2 separate regions of the Homo sapiens genome follow, and region 2 is linked to region 1. Evidence: chromatin loops called from intact Hi-C (ENCODE). Cell type or tissue: Caco-2. All regions are shown on one strand.

What was found. Peaks named below come from ENCODE experiments on the same cell type or tissue, not always from the same donor. Only the 100,000 strongest peaks of a DNase experiment are listed, where the experiment ranks them.
Region 2: it touches region 1 in a loop (17-fold over the local background); 2 of 110 quality-filtered maps call a loop at or near these places.

What each region holds. Positions count from the first base shown.
Region 1 is chr13:81,340,131-81,345,130 of GRCh38, reverse strand. No RefSeq gene overlaps it. Among named protein-coding and RNA genes, the nearest start is that of LINC00564, 120 kb to the right of the region's middle. In Caco-2, no CTCF peak of the experiment used is centred here; no DNase peak of the experiment used is centred here.
Region 2 is chr13:81,059,144-81,064,143 of GRCh38, reverse strand. No RefSeq gene overlaps it. Among named protein-coding and RNA genes, the nearest start is that of LINC00377, 43 kb to the right of the region's middle. In Caco-2, a CTCF peak has its summit at 2,457; no DNase peak of the experiment used is centred here.

The DNA of each region.
Region 1 (5,000 bases):
AGGTCCTTCTTCGAGAATAAGCTGGCTGCTGGACTCATTCTTGACCAACATCTGCTCCTGGTGTTGGCCCATATTAACAGCTACACACTGGGGCCTGCTACTCCTCATCTCCAAGGACTTGTTGTATTTTCAAACTTTCTGCCTTGTCCTTTACTCTGCCCTGCCTATCCCAATGTGGAACAACTGGATTTTGATGTTGCCACAGCTGTTGTTGCTGGCCCCAGGACAGGGGCCCTCAACTAATGTTTCCCCTTGTCTGTCCCCTTGGGGATGCTCCCCACAACTTTGGGCCACCCTCCCATGGACACAGCATCCCTTCAAAGGCTCCTTAACTCTCTTCCTCCAGTTAATGTTACTACCAGAATGAACGTGCTACTGGCCACCCTACACGATTCTACCTCCAGATATGGTGCCCACCACGTTGCTGCCATGCAAAGTCCTCTGAAAACCAACTCTGGAATCAACTCTTATTGAAAGCAAGCCAATTACTGGCAGCCACGGGAACACATTGAGCCTAAAATTCTTAGAAGCTCATTGCCTGACCTTTGTTTATCACAGTAAGTTAACATGGGCAAATAATATTTGGACCCGTAGATAGACATATCCTTGCTCTTGCTATTGACACCACTGCTTTTGCTTATTAGCATTTTTCCTTCTGAGCCTCCTCTTCTGTGGGCTGTGGAACAATTGTGATGATAACACTCTGCACAATGCTCAACATTGGGAACCTTTCTGTAGGGGCCTTCCACTTTGTGGTTTGGTTACTACTAATTTCACCTCATCTGCCACAAACCCCAGATCAGCAACTGCCTCCCCTGTGCCAATGAGTACCCTTTGGGTCATTACCACCAAAAATTCAATAACTGATCAGTGAAGACAAGGCTCTGCTCATCTTACTAAAATATCAGCATGATTACATCTCCACTCTTGAAAGTCGTACCCTGCCCTGTGCTCCCACTCCTACTATCAGGAAGCTCATGAGTTGTGTTCCCATATACTGTCCCAATTACCAACTCTCAAACACCATTGCCATGCTTCTGCACTGGGACCAATCAGACCTTCTGTAGATTCATCTCCCGAAGCCCCTTCCGGAGTGGCCTGACTTGGCAGTGTCCCCTTGTCGGCCCTGCACTGATAGAATTCTACTGTGTTACTTAGGAGAGTTTTGCCCAGATTGAACTGATCTTTTCACTTTGATTGTTTACCCTGTGGGGCCCCCACCACTGGGTTGGCAAAATGCTAACAATTACTAGTGGAGGAAGGCACTTGCTGCAATACAGACCTCACAGCACCATATCCCTGATGCCTGTGTCATTCTTGTGATACGTGGAAACTGGGACATCATGGTTACTTCTTTCCCTCCCCTCAGACTCTACCAGGTGAATGATGCTGTGGGCTAATAACACTGGTTGCTTAACCATATTTGGCCTCCCTGTGTCATGTGCCTTCATCTCTGCTTACAAAAATTCCACTTTCTTCCAACACACCAGCACATAGCAAAGATTCCCTTCTGATCAGCTTCCACAGACACTCCCTCATCTTTCTTCTTAGCTTTTATTCAGACTCTTCCAATGTTGTAGCAACTTTACAGGCAAAGAGCTTTTTCTACATTCATGCAGCTCGTAACCCCAGCTCAGGTCTTTCCCATCTGCAAGGAGCTGCTTCATGAACAATCACTTCTATGCCTTGTCCTCACAAATTCACTTCAGGGAGGTCACTACCAGTGTACCTCCACACTTATCCAGCATTGCCAGGTCCCTTGCTTTGTCACGTGCATGATGAATATTAAGCACAGACTTTCTACCTGTTGGAAGATACCTTTACTGCTATCATCCGTGCTGTGCCCAGGATGGTTGCACCGCTTGTCCTACTAACCCCAACTTCATCACTGCCTGGCAAGAATTTTACTGGTGTATTTGCCCAGTATTTTCTTGGACCACCTACAGCATCATTTCTATGGCCTGTATGCCTGTAAACACTTGGCATCTCAGTTGTACTTGGCAGTATTCTGGAATGGACAAGACCTGAAACTTTGGTTTGATTGGTCAATCTCCACAAGCAAGCTTTGCATCTGTGACATCACCTCCAGTGCATAGTGTTTCCAGACCTTACTATGAAGTTCTGAAACCACCTGGTCTTTGTGCTCCACACTGGTCTGCCATTTCTGTGCAGTCAAGACAACTCCAACCTGCTGCCATCAACCCTGTTCAACTTCTTTTGCCTTTCTATGTAATAGTGTTTTCCAAACCCTAGCATGCCTATTGCCTTTTGTTGCTTCAGGTGGCCAGATATTCCACATCCAATTGTGGCTTCTCCAGAACTTTTCACGAATGATCTTAGCACAGAAGCTCACAAAGCTATCCTTGCAAGAAGAGCTTAGATTCCCTTTATGACAGAAATACCTGGTAACTGACCTGGACTGAATACAGGTAAAAGAAAGGGGAAAGTGTTACCCAAACTCTGAAATTGGTCTCCAGACAGAGACTCTCCTGACAGTTAGTCATCTGAACCCCTGACTGTACCTGGCTTATGTTGCCGGTCTGCTCCTGCTATGCATCTTCTGGGTGCTGCCAGAATAAACTGCTTGAACACTAGATGGTATCTGAGATTCAACTTTGATGTGGATCAAACCTATAGGGAGAAGTTGCCTGGTAGACTAAAACCACCCAAAACCCCCAAACACAACTGTTTCTTAAATGTGAAGATATATTGACAGAGAATGTAAAAAAGTGGCAAGATTAAATGCTAACATGCAAGTCACATTATTTTTCCTTGCATGTGATTCTTCTATACCTGTTTTATGTCACTGTAAAATGATAGCATATGTCTAATTTAAATTGAAGAACCTTTGAGAATGCAAATATACTAAAACATGAGAATTCTTTCCTAGCTCATACCTGGTATAACATCATTTTCTAGTTCTTTCACAAAGAAATGAATGAATGGAAAATTAATTAACTTGTTAAGCTCTTATATGCATTAGTCAATTTGATTTTATTATTTAAAAATAGTTACTAATCTTAGGTGCTATTTTTCAAAATTTTATATATGAAATTTTGAATTAAGGGAGGTTTAGCAACTGGCCATTATCACATATTTAATAAATTGCAGATCTAAATGTCCTAAAAAGATAGACCAAAGATATCTGTTATATATATGAACCAATTAAAAGTTTCACTTTCAATAGTTATGGTGGGAAATAATATCTGGTCTTTAACTCATATAATAATAGTAAACATATAGAAATACTAGAAATTACTCATTCATTTAATTAAAACTTAACTATTTATTTTGCATTTTTTTTTAGAGACAGGGTTTTGCTCTGTCACTCAGGCTGGAGTGCAGTGACATGATCGTAGCTCACTGTACCCTCAAATTTCTGGACTCGAACAATTCTCCTACCTCAAGCCTCTCAAGTAGCTAGGACTATAGGTGTATGCCACCAGACTAGGCTAACCCTTCCCTCCCTCTCTTCCTTCCTTCCTCCCTTTCTCTCTCTTTCTCTCTCTCTCTCTTTTCTTTTCTTTTTTTTTTTTTTTCAGATGAATTCTGCCTATGTTGCCCAGGCTGATCTTGAATTACTAATCTGAAGCAACACTCCTGCCTCAGCCTTCCGAAGTGCTGGGATTCTATGTGTAAGCCGCCATGCTTGGCCTGCAAATATTTATTGAATACATAATTTTTGAAGTAATGAAAAACTGAAGTCCAAAGATTTTTCGTTGTGATTTAAAATAAGATTTAGAACTATTGTCATATCCCTATGGAAATGAAGCAAGTGAAGGAGTTTTGTATTATTGAGAGGTGACAGCGTGCTGGCAGTCCTCAGAGCCCTCGCTCGCTCTGGGCGCCTCCTCTGCCTGGGCTCCCACTTTGGAGGCACTTGAGGAGCCCTTCAGCCCACCACTGCACTGTGGGAGCCCCTTTCTCGGCTGGCCAAGGCCGGAGCCGGCTCCCTCAGCTTGCAGGGAGGTGTGGAGGGAGAGGCGTGAGCGGGAACCCGGGCTGCCCCAGGCGCTTGCTGGCCAGCTGGAGTTCCGGGTGGGCGTGGGCTTGGCCGGCCCCGCACCCGGAGCAGCCGGCCCGCCCTGCCGCCCCGGGCAATGAGGGGCTTAGCACCCAGGCCAGCAGCTGCGGAGGGTGTACTGGGTCCCCAAGCAGTGCCAGCCCACCGGCGCTGCACTTGATTTCACGCCGGTCCTTAGCTGCCTTCCCGCGGGGCAGGGCTTGGGACCTGCAGCCCGCCATGCCTGAGCCTCCCATCCCCTCCGTGGGCTCCTGTGCGGCCGGAGCCTCCCCGATGATCGCCGCCCCCTGCTCCACAGCGCCCAGTCCCATCAACCACCCAAGGGCTGAATTGTGCGGGCGCAGGGCACGGGACTGGCAGGCAGCTCCACCGGTAGCCCCGGTGCGGGATCCACTGGGTGAAGCCAGCTGGGCTCCTGAGTCTGGTGGGGACGTAGAGAACCTTTATGTCTAGCTCAGGGATTGTAAATTCACCAGTCGGCACTCTGTATCTAGCTCAAGGTTTGTAAACACACCAATCAGCACCCTGTGTCCAGCTCAGGGTTTGTAAATGCACCAATCGACACTCTGTATCTAGCTACTCTGGTGGGGCCTTGGAGAACCTTTGTGTCCACACTCTGTATCTAGCTAATCTGGTGGGGAAGGGGAGAACCTTTGTGTCTAGCTCAGGGCTTGTAAAAGCACCAATCAGTGCCCTGTCAAAACAGACCACTGGGCTCTACCAATCAGCAGGATGTGGATGGCGGGGGTTGGCGGGGGGCAGATAAGAGAATAAAAGCAGGCTGCCAGAGCCAGCAGTTGCAACCTGCTCAGGTCCCCTTCTACACTGTGGAAGCTTTGTTCTTTCGCTCTTTGCAATAAATCTTGCTACTGCTCACTCTTTGGGTCCACTCTGCTTTTATGAGCTGTAACACTCACCGCGAAGGTCTGCAGCTTCACTCCTGAAGCCAGTGAGACCACGAGCCCACCTGGAGGAA
Region 2 (5,000 bases), 280 kb after region 1:
TGTACAATGTGCACATGTACCCTAAAACCTAAAGTATAATAATAATAAAATTAAAAAGAAAATTCTTATATAGTTAATACACACTTATACATTTTAAAAGCATAGCCTAAAATATAGGAAATATAGGTTGTATAATATTGCATGTGATTTGGATAAATAATTGAAAAATAAATACATAATGGAAACAAAATAAATATATCACTTTCATGCTTACATATGTGTGGAGACCAGATTGGTAGGGGAGACCCTAACCCAGTGGCACTAGAGGAATTACAAGACACACACAGATATATAGAGGTGTGGAGTGGGAAATCAGGGGTCTCACAGCCTTCAGAGCTGACAGCCTCGAACAGACATTTACCCACATATTTATTGACAGCAAGCCAGTGATAAGCATTGTTTCTATAGATTATAGCTGAACTAAAAGTATTCTTTATGGGAAATAAAGGGATGGGCCGAAATAAAGGGATGGGTTGGGCTAGTTATCTACAGCAGGAGTATGTCCTTAAGGCACAGATCACTCATGCTATTGTTTGTGGTTTAAGAATGCCTTTAAGCAGTTTTCTGCCCTGGGTGGGCTGGGTGTTCCTTGCCCTCATTCCAGTAAACCCACAACCTTCCAGTGTGGGCATCATGGCCACCAATATGTCACAGTGCTGCAGAGATTTTGTTTATGGCCAGTTTTGGGGCCCCTTATGGCCAGAGTTTGGGGGCCTATTCCCAACGCATATGTAAAATGAAGATGAGAATAGAGAATTAATATGATTTGGCTGTGTCTCTATCCAAATCTCATCTTTAATTGTAGCTCACATAATCCTCATGTGTTGTGGGAGGGACCCGGTGGGAGGTAATTGAATCTTGGGGGCGGGTCTTTCCCATGCTGTTCCCATGATAGTGAATAAGTCTCCTGGGATCTGATGGTTTTATAAAGGGCAGTTCCCCTGCACATGTTCTCTTGTCTGCTGCCATGTAAGATATGCCTTTGCTCCTCCTTTGCCATCCGCCATGATTGTGAGGCCTAAAATATTGGTTGTACAATATTGCATGTGATTTGGATAAATAATTGAAAATTAAATACATAATGGCAACAAAATAAATATATCCTCCCCAGCCATGTGGAACTGTGAGTCCATTAAACCTCTTCCCTTTATAATTACCCAGTCTGTGGTAATTAGCAGCATGAGAACAGACTAATACAAGAATTTTTCTTAATATAATCAGAATCAAATGCTAAATCTTAGATATCTGAATATTTAAAGCAAAAGCCTTCTTATCTTATTTGTTGAAATGGTATCTTTACCGTACAATTTTATTTTTATAATTTGACTAGATAAATTAGCACATTGTATACTATTTTTTCAAAATGTTCTTCATTTTCCATTTAATAAGTCCCAGTCTTTCTTAAGCAATAAGAACATTGGAATAAAGATAAGAATAAAGTAGGATTGCAATCCTACCTTTATATTTCCACAAAAGAGGAAGAATAGTTCACATTTATATAAAATTATATTTTCATTGAATTAAGTTAAGAAGAGTTGAGTAATGTCTTCTCTCTGACATACGGGAGTACAACATTCCAGGCCAAAAGTATTGCATTTTAAGCAATTGTCTCTGGAATGCCTGCTTTCCAACAATTAACTTGATTCTAGTGAGAAATACTTGCTTATCTCCCTCCCAATTAATAATTATTGCCCTTGTTTTACTTGCATGTCCCAGGTACTGAAAACCTGAAATGATATATTTGACTCAGGAGGAAAAGATTAACAATAGTTCCCTTCTTAGTAAGTTTTGTTGACGTTATTCTTTATAGATCTCATACGTTTATCATACTAGGATAGCTTTGACATTATCTCTTCTTATTAAGTTTAATACCACTGTCTTATTTACTAAATCTGTTGTTTATCTGTCATACTTTGTGCTTCTATATTTTGGGCTCTATATAGGAAACCAGGGAAGATATAGATGTTCCACATAAAAATCAAATTCACATATGATGCCATCAGCGAAATACCAAAAATGGCTGCTTGGAAGCTGTAAATGCCATACAAATACTCTTATGGCAATGAGGCTAGAAATGGGGAAAGACTGAAAGGCTTCCTCAGTTTGTAAGTCTCTTAATTCAGAATCGCAACCACCCTGTGTGTTTGCAGAGGAAATAGATAGTTTGTAAGCTGCTTCAATTTATTGCTTGAGAACATGTGGAGAAAGGGAATACAGGACATTTGGAAGAGCTCACAACAGTGTTGCTGAAACTCCATTTTAGACTGAGAACTGCTCTTCAACATATTTGTCCTGAAAGTTTGATGGGAAATTCTCTTGTCGCAAGTTGCACTAAACTACCACAAGGGGTTTTTCTTAGCGTTCTTTCATCAGGAACTCTGCGACAAATACTAAAAGCTGCAAAACAGAATGCCAAGCAATACTCTTGAGGGTAAGATATGGTATGTTAAAGCCTCTTGGACTGTTTATAGGTTATTTGGTGAATGTAAATATATCAAACATTACTACACTTTTCCATATGCTATCACTTAATTAACTTTAAAAATATTGCACTTACTTGTTCCTTATTTCATTGTATATGCCAATTTCAAAATATACCACATGAATGTACTCTGTTTTAACTGCAGAAAAGGGGAAAAATATTTTTCAACCAGGCTGGCAAATACAACATAAATGTTTAAAATGTTTATCACAAAGGACATCTTTTACATTTAGAATACTACTCCGCCATCTAGAGGAAAACTAAGAATCTAACACCCAGTGGGGGAAAAATTCAACTAGAATGAATTCTTCATACTTAGAATGTAAAAATTATGGTAAGTAAATAGTGTAAAGGGCCGGGCGCGGTGGCTCATGCCTGTAATCCCAGCACTTTGGGAGGCCAAGGCAGGCAGATCACGAGGTCAGGAGTTTGAGACCAGCATGGCCAGCAAGGTGAAACCCCCTCTCTACTAAAAATATGAAAAATTAGCCGGGCATGGTGGCACGTGCCTGTAGTCCCAGCTACTCGGGAGGCTGAGGCAGAAGAATTGCTTGAACCCGGCAGGTGGAGGTTGCAGTGAGCCGAGATTGTGCCATTGCACTCCAGCCTGGCAGCAGAGTAAGACTGCGTCTCAAAAAAAATTACATATATATATATATTATAGTAAAGTCGCCATCGACAGGAAGATTTTTTACTAACCTTGTTAATGTAGATCATAGAAGTAATAACAATAAAAAGACAATATTTACAAAAATAAATCGACAGACATGCTTAGCAGCAAAACAAGTAAAATGTGAATATATTGATCTTTGCTTCTTTCTGTTATACAGATGATATCTAATCTTCATAAATTGCATCTGAAAATTATTTGCTCTCTTTGTGTCTCATTAATAATAAAATTCTTTGGCTGCAAATCTATGCATTGGAATGCAGTTTCTAACTGCTGATGCCTTTTTCTTTTTAGATGATTGACCTTTATGTTCAATGCTGTAAATACATTAAAACCTACTGGCACTCTCCATACCTCTTTGCATGTATAACAAGAGCAAAAAGCACTGATTGTGCATTCACAGGTCACTTTCATAGAATGTTTAATTTTTAAAAAATATTTCTAATCCAGTATTGCTTTTTCTTAAGGAAGTGAAAGAGGTATTGCTTAAATAATTTTTCTGGGAATAGCAGTTTGCTGATTATATATATATGTAATATATAATCAAGAAATAGAATGTTACATATTATGTAATATATAATATAGCATATTATATATTATATAATATATAATCAAGAAATAGAGAGAAATCTGTCTCTCTCTCTCTCTCTATATATATATATACATATATACAATCTATATATCGTTATGTAGTCCCTTCTATGTCTGTATATATATATGGGGAGGGACTACATAACGATATATAGATTTCAATGCATCACTAACTTTTGTTGTTGCTGCCATTGCTGTTTCTTGCCTATGTTCAGCTTAGCACATTCCCTTTGTGTACAATCTGTGATTTCAGGCACGAAAATAAAGGAAGGTGCATGAAAAAGTCACTTTTCATTATTCTTGAGTGAATTTCTGTTAGAGAACAAGAAAACTCTCAGTAGCTTGTACTGAACCCCTGCTGTCTTTTAAAAGGTCTTCATGCAAATTGGCATTTTTTATATAGGTTACCTTGTGAAGAGAAGCTAATTCGGTGAAGGTCAATTTATCTCAAAGCAAGTGTGAAATGTGTAGTTTGTTGAATTGATCTATTATTTCATTGAATGTTAAAATAAACCACAATTCTGTTCAGGTGAAATCCAAACTCTTAAAATGACCATGACTCATGAATAAAATAAAATATGTACTTTTCAAAATAATTAAATAATGGGATCTACCCAGTCATCAAATAAATGACTTTTTGGAAACTATTAACAAGAAAGAGTACATTGATGTTCTTTGATTCTTTTCACATAAAGAAAAATGTAGGCCAGGAGCGATGGCTCACACCAGTAATTACACCACTTTGGGAGGCTGAAGCGGGAGGGTCAACTGAGGTCAGTAGTTTGAGACCAGCCTGGCCAGCATGGTGAAACCGTGTTATCTATAAAAATACAAAAATTAGCCAGGCATGGTGGCACCTACCTGTAATCCCAGCTACTCAGGAGGCTGAGGCAGGAGAATTGCTTGAACCCAGGAGGCGGAGGTTGCAGTGAACCGAGATCATGCCACTGCACTCCAGCCTGGGCGACAGAGTGAGACTCGGTCTCAAAAAAAAAGAAAAAGAAAAACGTGTTTGTTTTTATTTTCTATTAGTATCTCAGTGCAGTTTCATTGTGCCCTTCTGAATTATTAAGGATTAATATGTAAAATGATCTTCTCTGTCTTTTTAAAAAGCCTCTTTAAATGTAAAATAGAATACAGATGGAAGAAAACTGTAAACAGCAGTCACATGGCTTAGTAAATTCTTATAAATTTTAATAAGGTAAAAACTACAAAATCCAAGAAATATAACAAAGCCACAAACAGTAGAGGCTCCTC